Linked DNA regions of Homo sapiens: region 1 is linked to region 2. Evidence: read pairs that join two places in POLR2A ChIA-PET (ENCODE). Cell type or tissue: OCI-LY7. All regions are shown on one strand.

Evidence for each region. ChIA-PET counts read pairs that join two places held together with the same protein. Peaks named below come from ENCODE experiments on the same cell type or tissue, not always from the same donor. Only the 100,000 strongest peaks of a DNase experiment are listed, where the experiment ranks them.
Region 1: POLR2A ChIA-PET joins it to region 2 with 7 read pairs; 5 of 35 experiments call an interaction of 5 or more read pairs at or near these places.

What each region holds. Positions count from the first base shown.
Region 1 is chr3:161,093,991-161,098,990 of GRCh38, reverse strand. The region is part of intron 4 of B3GALNT1 (beta-1,3-N-acetylgalactosaminyltransferase 1 (Globoside blood group)); the gene reads left to right. Among named protein-coding and RNA genes, the nearest start is that of B3GALNT1, 8.9 kb to the left of the region's middle. In OCI-LY7, CTCF peaks have their summits at 1,836 and 2,036 (motif pointing left); a DNase peak (open chromatin) is centred at 2,010.
Region 2 is chr3:161,032,653-161,037,652 of GRCh38, reverse strand. The region is part of intron 2 of PPM1L (protein phosphatase, Mg2+/Mn2+ dependent 1L); the gene reads right to left. Among named protein-coding and RNA genes, the nearest start is that of B3GALNT1, 70 kb to the left of the region's middle. In OCI-LY7, CTCF peaks have their summits at 2,077 and 2,277; a DNase peak (open chromatin) is centred at 2,332; H3K4me3 peaks cover 1,088 bases; H3K27ac peaks cover 1,367 bases.

The sequences.
Region 1 (5,000 bases), 61 kb before region 2:
GTTCAGAAGGACTTTAAGTGTCCAGCTCTCTTTACAGAGAAGCTTGATTCTTAGGTGTTACCTGCGAGTTACCTTGATCTTCTATTGAAGAACCCTATTGAAAATGGGGCTTAGGATAGTCAAACAGAGCATTCTCAGTGAATCTCTTCTAGCTCCTGATGGTCATTGTGTTTGTGTCATAAGTGTTCACTAATGTTTACAGAGTCTCAGCAACTTATTCAGGGTTATTTGGAATACAGATGCATTAACATTAGTCCCTTCAGGAATTTCTCCATTGCCAAAAAGTGAACTTGTTGGAGAGGACTTGTTGAAAACTGGGTGAGCATGATTTGCATGGAAATTGGACTAAACTTCCCTTTCTTTAAAGTTCCTGGTTTAGCCACTCGAATAGCTGGCATTACAGGCATGCACCAGTATGCCTGGCTAATTTTTGTGTTTTTAGTAGAGATGAGGTTTCACCATGTTGCCAGGCTGCTCTTGAACTCCTGACCTCAAGCAGTCTGCCAGCCTTGGCCTCCCAAAGTGCTGGGATTACAGGCATGAGCCACCATGCCCGGCCAAAAGTTTCTCGTTGAGCTCTGACAACTCTTCACCTCTGAAGAAGAACAGAGGTGCTGCACTGTGAAAGTATGAAGATACCAGGCCAATAGGATAAAACAAGGCAGGAGGGAAGCTTTTGTAGTGCAGTGGCTACAGACTCCACTTGGGGTGGTGAATATACCTGAGTTTTTAGTGCTGCTTTGCAGGCTCTGACACCCTGACTCCTGAACAGGTGTCCAAATTTCAAGCTGGTTAACTGAAAGATAAATGTTATAATATTGGTGCCTACTTCATAAGATTGCGGCAGTCATCAAACGAATGGAAATATAAAACATACTTACTACAGTGCCAGGACCAAGCAAGGACTATTGCTAAAATTTTGGAGAGAGGGGAGTATGAAGAAATTGGATAGAGTAGAAAGCAGGTTCTTTTTAATGTGAGCCTATTTACCCTGACAGAGTAAAGCATATTTCATTTTTAAGTGTTATCAAATTAAGCAGATATACCAATTGCTATTCATTCATTCAGTAAATAAAATTTCACTTCCTATTATATGTCCAGCTGTATGCTCCAAAGTAAGGAGAAAAATGTAAACCATATCAAATATGCACAATCCTCAAAGTAGCCTGACACCACTTGAATATCACACGCACTACAGCTGGAAAAATTTCTTGTATTTTGCAGCTCTCCTCCAGCTGCTACAAGTGCCTATGGTGAGACTTTTGACAGTGTGAGTGGTTCCCAGAAAAAATGATGTTCAGTTGTAGAAAGACCATGGGGCAGAAAGAAGGATCCCAGGAGAGGGGAGCACATGTGCAGAGGCGGAACCCAGAAATGTGCGTTTGGCTTTGTGGACCTCTACCAGTAGTTCTTTGGGGCTCGTATTTGCAGGATAGCAGAACATCAGGCACTGGGAGATTCTAGGAAAACAGAAACCTTGGACTCTAGGAGAAGACTTACTGATTTGGAAGGAGAAGGTGGATCCACTAAGATTTATTTGCATGTTTAATTGTATTACAGAGCATGTCATGCCATGTAAGACACATTTGGGAGTTAGGAGCAAGGTTTGTAAAGGAAATGTAGACAAATAATATATGTAGAGGAAGCATATAGTGTGGACTCTAATAATAACAGCAATACCATCTACTTAGCCCTTACTGTGTGCCAGCCCCATCCTAGATGTTTAGCGCGTATTATTTCATGTAGCTCTGGCAATAAACCCGCAAAGAAGGTATTATTGCTCCCATTTTACAGATAAGGTAACTGAAGCTTAAAAAGGTTGAGTAATTTGCTCAAGTGGATTTCATTGCTTCTCAAACTTCAGTATGTCCACAAGCCACCTGTTAAAAATGTTTCTGATTCACTAGGTCTAGGGTGGGGCCTGGGGCTTTGTATTCCTAATACACTCCTAGGTGGTGCCCATGCACTTTGAGTGGTGAGGGTCTAGGCATCACATTCAAATCACCTGGGAGCTTTAAAAATACTGCCACCTGGTGCTCGCTTTGGCAGCACGTATACTAAAATTACTGCCACCTGAGCCCTGCCACCCTCTGAAACTCTGATTTAGTTGGCCTGGGATCCCGCTTGGCTTCCAGTATTTTTCAAGTTCTCCAGGAGATTATAATGTGCCGCAAAGTGAGAACCACTGGGTTAAAGAAGAGGGGAAGAAAAAGTAGTGGTCAGATGGCACTGGTTGTGTTTATTTCTAATATAATCAGGGGAGGGCCTCAAACACAAAGCAGCAGTGAGTTGTGAAAATAATTAGATGTTTAATTGACAAGTCTAATTGAATGGTAGAGTTTTATATTGCTTTATGAGTTAATGTGTTTAGTTTGAAAGGGTAGTGGGGGAATTTCCCTCAAAGATGTGAATTGATAGTTATTTTCCCTTTATAAGGAATATACATGATTGGTGTAATGATGATTTGAATTAAACTTAATATGCACAGGACCTTTTTTTAGGCAATTAAGATTTCCACTCCCTTTGCAGTATTTTATGTAGAAGAAAAGTTAGAATGTTGCAAAACTGACAGTAGTTTGGTAATTATCTATAATAGTTAGCATATGGATGATCCTGACTCTAGCGTGCTTGGACCTAAAATTTAACTGAAATTTGTTTCTTGTTTTTTTGGACCTTTTAAAATGCACATGATCAGAATCAGCATAGCCTATTACAATAAGGTTTTGTTATTAGAAGACAGCTGAAGAAAAACATAATCAACAAATTCAGGTTACTTTTGGATTCAGCTTATTCTTAGGAATATTTACTAAGTGGATAAAAGTACATTACCAAATCATTTGCAAAGTATGCAAATATTACAGAGAGCCTACTATGTGTTAGACACTGGACATATAGCAGTGAATAAGTGGGGTCAGGTTTTCCCTCTCTCCAATCTTATATTCTTTTGAAGGGAATAGACAATAAACAAATAGAAATAGATTTTTAAAAGTCTAGACAGGGTTAAATGCTGAGAAGGTGTTAGGTTTAAGTCCCAGCTGAGGTCCAACAAGGTGTTAGGTTTGAGTCCCAGTTGAGGTCCGAGGGGAGTGGGTGGATGGGCGAATTGCTGAAAGAACACTCGGGGGGCTTTAGGCAGGTGAAATGTAGTTTTATTCAGCAGCTTTTTAATCAGCAGCTTCCTCACACTAACTGTTTCTCACAGTTTCTTTATCTTGGCTGTTTGCTTCAGCTTTGTGGCTCCTCTTATGAGCCTGCTCCTGCTGCCCCCAGCCTTGCAGCTGCACTCCCTGGCCTATACTACCAGGGTTAGCAGCTTAATTTTTTCCCTCTGGGCATAAGTCCCCACTTCCCGCCTTCAAGGCAATCCACTCTTCCTTACAGGGGTCAGTAGCATTACTCTCTCTGGGCATTAGTGCACCTCCAAGCCATGTCAAGCCAACCCAAACCCCATGGGCAGCATCAGCAGGGCAGTTATACCTTTTACAAACAATAGCAACTCAAAGCCAAGTATAAACTTACAAAGACAGGTTATCTAACAAGTGAAGTATGCACCTGTGCCCTAAACTTGCTAAGTCACTTTGGCCCAGATATTCGCCTTAGCCTATTCCTTAACCAAAGCACATTCATATACTTTATGGAAGGGAATAATGAGGGATGTGATAGAAAATAAGTGCTGGGGGAACTACTTGAGATAAGGGGTCAGGGAAGGACTCTCCTAAGTGACACTGTGCTGAGATGTGAGGCATGAGAAGGAGCCAGCCTTTCCAACAACCAGCTTTTTGGTTGGAGGGGCAGAGTAAGTGCAGGCTCTGCAAGAGAGGAAAATAGTTGACATATTCAGGGATAAGAATGGGAGTCAGGCCGGGTTTGGTGGCCCACATCTATAATGCCAGCACTTTGGGAGGCTGCGGTGGGAGGATTGCTTGAGTCCAGGAGTTCGAGACCAGCTTGGGTAACATAGCAAGACCCCCATCTCTATATATTTATATATTTTTTAATTAAAAGATTAAAAGAATAAAAAAGAACGGAAGCCATTGTGGTTGAAATAGGATTGGGAGGGAGTAGTTGTAGCAGATGAAAGAGGGGCTTATATAAACCCATGGAGCCAGAAGACTTGACAGATCTTCATAAAAAATGTGAACGTTGTTGCCCGGCATTGTGGCAAATGCCTGTGGTCCTGGCTACTGGGGTGGATCACTTGAGGCCAGGAGTTTGAGTCTGCAGTGCAAAATAATTGTGCCTGTGAATGGCCACTGCTGTCCAGCCTGGGAAACATAGCAAGACACATCTCTAAATTTTTTTTTAATGTTAATATTGTTATTTTTAAGCTTTTATTGTCTCTGTGCTCTTCTGGCATTCCCTAAATTTTCTCTAATGAACATATATTACATTTGAAATTAGAATAATTACTTTTTAAATAATTACATTTGATTTCTTTTTGCAGGAAATAGCCAACATTTTTGCACCCCAGGAAAGAGTTTCAGGTTATTTTGGCTTAAATAATTGTGCCATTGTAGTATCTCTGTTTGTCTGTTTTCCTGGAATCTTTGCATTTAAACACTGATACCTCCATTTATTTTCTAGTGACGTCCAGTATGTTTTTGGTGTTAAATAAAAAGGTGTATATCTGCATGAACAATTAGTTACTGTTCTTGTTAAAAATTTGTATTTCAGGTTTTAAGGGTAGGAATTTTGAGTCTTCCTTGTGAAAATGATAAGGCTGTGATGCTGCCATACTGTTTATATCAAAGTTCAATGGTTGCAAGAAATTAAAACTCAAAGCAGCTCTGGTCAGAAGAGCTCCTTAGCATAGGAAGCATAGTGAGCAGGCAGCACACTCCCTGGGATCTAGCAGCCAAGAATGTGAGATCTGGAGTCTTGTTTGAGTTTGTCTCTACCACTTACAACACTGGAAACTGATAACCTTTTTTATCTTTGGAGGTTTTCTGAGCTTTTCTAGTATTTGAGATGTTTTTTCAGCTGCTGCAGATCAACCCCTA
Region 2 (5,000 bases):
CAAGACCAGCCTGACCAACATGGAGAAACCCCGTCTCTACTAAAAATACCAAAAAAAAAAAAAAAAAAAAATTAGCCGGGCATGGTGGCGCATGCCTGTAATCCCAGCTACTCGGAAGGCTGAGGCAGGAGAATCACTTGAACCTGGGAGGTGGAGGTTGCGGTGAGCTGAGATCGTACCATTGCACTCTAGCCTGGGCAACAAGAGCAAAATTCCATCTCAAAAAAAAAAAAAAAAAAAGCTCAAGTAGGGGAGGGTACATTCCCAAGTGCATTCACATGGATTCTGGCAAACCTCAGTTCCTCACCATGTAGGTCTCTCCACTGGCTGCCCAAGTATCATCTCTTCATGACATGGCAGTTGATTTCCCCCTGAGCATGTGATTCCAGAGACAAAGAGCAAAGGAGCAAACCAAAGTCAGAAGCCAGTCTTTATATAACCCAGTCTCAGAAGTATTATCCCATCACTTCTGCTATATTCATTCACTACAAAGGAATCATAAAGTCCTCCCTGCACTCAAAGGGAGAAGAATTAAGTTCCACCGCAATGAGAGAAGTATCAAATAACTTGTGGACATACCTTTAAAACCATGCTTATGGATACCATAGGGTCAGATAATAAAAATCTGGGCTAGCAAAGCACAGAGATCAGAATTATCAAAGATTTTTTTAAAGGATTTTTGCTTTGAATACAGACCTTTTTTACGATTCAAAAATGAGAGGCTTCCTAGAGAACTTGTTAGATACAAAAATATAGTAAATAAGATTTCATGGAAGCCATGTCTTTCTTGGCAGGAAAAACGGACTTGTCCCATCTTTTCAACCTTAATGGGAGTCCCTTAAAATCAAGGATCTCTGCTCTGAAAGCACCTTTGCATTTGCAGCAATCAATACGAATGTACTTCCCTGACTGGTGACCACAGGTTGATAATGACTAGTATGGGACTAAAGGTAACATTAAAAAGGAGAAAAAAACCTAGATAAACATGAAGGAATATGCACTATGTTCTGCAGTGTCTTGAATGGCACCGGGCCTGGGTTAAGAACCAAACTCTATGACTACAGACATAAAATTTACCAATTACTGAAGGATAACAATTACAGGTCACATTTATTGAGCACCTACTCTGTAACAAGCATTGTTCTAAGTGCTTTACAAACACTCATTCACATAATCCTCACATCAATCTACTAATAATACTCTCATATCCCCATCTTGCAGATGGTTGAACTAAGACACAAAAAGGGTAAGTAATTTGTCCAAGGTCACAGAGGTATTAAGAAGAGAAGATGGGATTTGAATCTAGGTAATCTGGTTCCAAGGGCCATGCTATTAACTTCCACAGGGTCTGATCTTCTCTACTTACCCTCAAATCTTTATGATTTTTTCTTATATTACTATTCCCTATATACATACTTATAATGAGCCATTTCCCCAAAGGTAAACAACTTTTCAGTACAGATCTGTGAAGTTAGTGATTATACCATATGAAGAGGATGATCAAGGAGGAACTGCTATTCCCCCACACTGACCTGGATAATTAATGTTGTCCCCAAAGTAATTTCAAAATTTAAGATAGAATATGTCAAAGCAGAGTCTGATCTTTTCTTTCTTAGGAAATCTGAGTCATGGCTTGATTTGGACTTGCTGACTTGCTGGTATACTGTTTCCCCTTTTTTCTGTGGTTTATGATGATGAAAATAAAAGCGGACATCATATGTATAGCTCATTAACTGGAGACAATCACCAAATGTTGAAATCAGCTTGCTGAACTAACCATGACCCTTCTTGAGTACGTTCAATCATATGCTGAAAAGCACTGCAAAAAAGAAACAATGTGTTCAAACCCCAAGAATGTCCTTGAAAATAACAAAGTCATCTATTGGGAATGTCCAGAAACTGGGAAAGTTAGAGCAACCTGTAAAATTATTTTAACTTTGGTTAAGTTCCTGGCAAGAATTGCCATTAACAATCATACATGACCTGATTTTATTTAGTTGGGAAATAAAGCAATCTTACCTCTGACATGAGGAAGTTTTAGTCTTGTACTTCCTCTCCCATTCATGTTATTTTAATCTTGCATCTCCTATTCTTTTTAGTCATTCTTTCAGGAACTATTTTTACAGTAACAACAAGGAGTAGTTGTACGTATCTGGACTTCAAACAATGAGGCACAGCCTTTAGCATGTCTGTCTACAGTCAAAAGCACTTTCTAAAGAATTAGAAGCAATGGTTACTTATCTCAAAATTAGCTCTTTCCTCTTTGGCCGAGGGGCGCTGTGCAACACAAACCATGAAACAGAAGTTTTCCTGTTTTACATCAGGCTTGAGCACTTCCTGCATTGCTCACCACTTCTTTCCGTTTGGGTTACTTACCTATTCAATAAGCAGAACAAAGCTCAGTCAAAACTGCAAGATGGCTCACTCTTTTTTTTTTTTTTTAATTATACTTTAAGTTCTGGGATACATGTGGAGAATGTGTAGGTTTGTTACACAAGTATACATGTGCCGTGGTGGTTTGCTGCACTCATCAACTAGTCATCTATCCTTCCCCTTGCCCCCCACCCCCTGACAGGCCTCAGTGTGTGATGTTCCCCTCCCTGTGCCCATATGTTCTCATTGTTCAACTCTCACTTATCAGTGAGAACATGTGGTGTTTGGTTTTCTGTTCCTGTGTTAGTTTGCTGAGAATGATGGCTTCCAGCTTCATCCATGTCCCTGCAAAGGACATGAACTCATTCTTTTTTATGGCTGCATAGTATTCCATGGTGTATATGTGCCACATTTTCTTTTATTTTTTTATTGTACTTTAAGTTCTGGGATACATGTGCAGAACATGCAGGTTTGTTACATAGGTATACACGTGCCATGGTGGTTTGCTGCACCCATCAACCCGTCATCTACATTAGATATTTCTCCTAATGCTATCCCTCCCCTACCTCCCCTAGTCCTCCACCCCCCCGACAGGCCCCAGTGTGTGATGGTCCCCTCTGTGTGTCCATGTGTTCTCATTGTTTGACTCCCACTTATAAATGAGAACATGCAGTGTTTGGTTTTCTGTTCCTGTGTTACTTTGCTGAGATTGATGGTTTCCAGCTTCATCCACATCCCTGCAAAGGACATGAACTCATCCTTCTTTATGGCTGCATGGTATTATATGGTGTATATGTGCCACATTTTCTTTATCCAGTCTATCATTGATGGCCATTTGGGTTGGTTCCAAGTCTTTGCTATTGTGAACAGTGCCACAATAAACATACACGTGTATGTGTCTTTATAGTGGCATGATTTATGATCCTTTGAGTATATACACAGTAATGGGATTGCTGGGTCAAATGGTAATTCTGGTTCTAGATCCTTGAGGAATCGCCACACTGTCTTCCACAATGGCTGAACTAATTTACGCTCCCACCAACAGTGTAAAAGTGTTCCTATTTCTCCACATCCTCTCCAGCATCTGTTGTTTCCTGACTTTAATGATCACCATTCTAACTGGCATGAGATAGTATCTCATTGTGGTTTTGATTTGCATTTCTCTAATGACCAGTGATGATGAGCTTTTTTTTCATAAGTTTGTTGGCTGCATAAATGTCTTCTTTTGAGAAGTGTCTGTTCGTATCCTTCACCCACTTTTTGATGGGGTTGTTTGCTTTTTTCTTGTAAATTTGTTTAAGTTCCTTGCAGATTCTGGATATTAGCCCTTTGTCAGATGGACAGATTGCAAAAATTTTCTCCCATTCTGTAGGTTGCCTGTTCACTCTGATGATAGTTCCTTTTGCTGTGCAGAAGCTCTTTAGTTGAATTATATCTTATTTGTCAGTTTGGGCTTTTGTTGCCATTGCTTTTGGTGTTTTAGTCATGAAGTCTTTGCCCATGCCTATGTCCTGAATGGTATTGCCCAGGTTTTCTTCTAGGGTTTTTATGGTTTTAGGTCTTACGTTGAAGTCTTTAATCCATCTCGAGTTAATTTTTGTATAAGGTATAAGGAAGGGGTGCATTTTCGGTTTTCTACATATAGCTAGCCAGTTATCCCAACCCCATTTATTAAATAGGGAATCCTTTCCCCATTGCTTGTTTTTGTCAGCTTTGTCAAAGATCAGATAGTTGTAGATGTGTCACATTTTTTTCTGAGGCCTCTGTTCTGTTCCATTGGTCTATATCTCTGTTTTGGTACCAGTACCATGCTGTTTTGGTTATCGTAGCCTTGTAGTATAGTTTGAAGTCAGGTAGCATGATGCCTCCAGCTTTGTTCTGTTTGCTTAGGATTCTCTTGGCTCTACGGGCTCTTTTTTGGTTCCATATGAAATTTAAAGCAGTTTTTTCTAATTCTGTGAAGAAAGTCAATGGTAGCTTGATGGGGATAGCATTGAATCTATAAATTACTTTGGGTAGTATGGCCATTTTCATGATATTGATCTTCCTATCCATGAGCATGAAACATTTTTCCATTTGTTTGTGTCCTCTCTTATTTCGTTGAGCAGTGGTTTGTAGTTCTCCTTGAAGAGGTCCTTCAGATCCCTTGTAAGTTGTATTCCTAGGTACTTTATTTTCTTTGTAGAAACTGTGAATGGGAGTTGACTCTTATCTCAAAGGATACTCTATCTCCTCCCTGGATGTGACCCATCCCTTAACACCCAATACTTTACAACTTTTCTGTGGGCCAGGGGCGGTGGCTCATGCCTGTAATCCCGAGGTGGGTGGATCACCTCAGGTCAGGATTTCAAGACCAGCCTGACCAACATGGTGAAACCCCATCTCTACTAAAAAAAAAAAAAAAAAAAAAAAATACAAAATTAGCTAGGCGTGGTGATGCACATCTGTAATCCCAGCTACTCAGGAGGCTGAGGCAGGAGAATCACTTGAACCCGGGAGGCGGAGGTTGCAGTGAGCTGAGATCATGCCATTGCACTCCAGCTTGGGCTATAGAGTAAGACTCTTATCTCTCAAAAAAAAAAAAAAAGGACTTCTCTGTACTGAGGCACTGTACTCATATTTGTTCT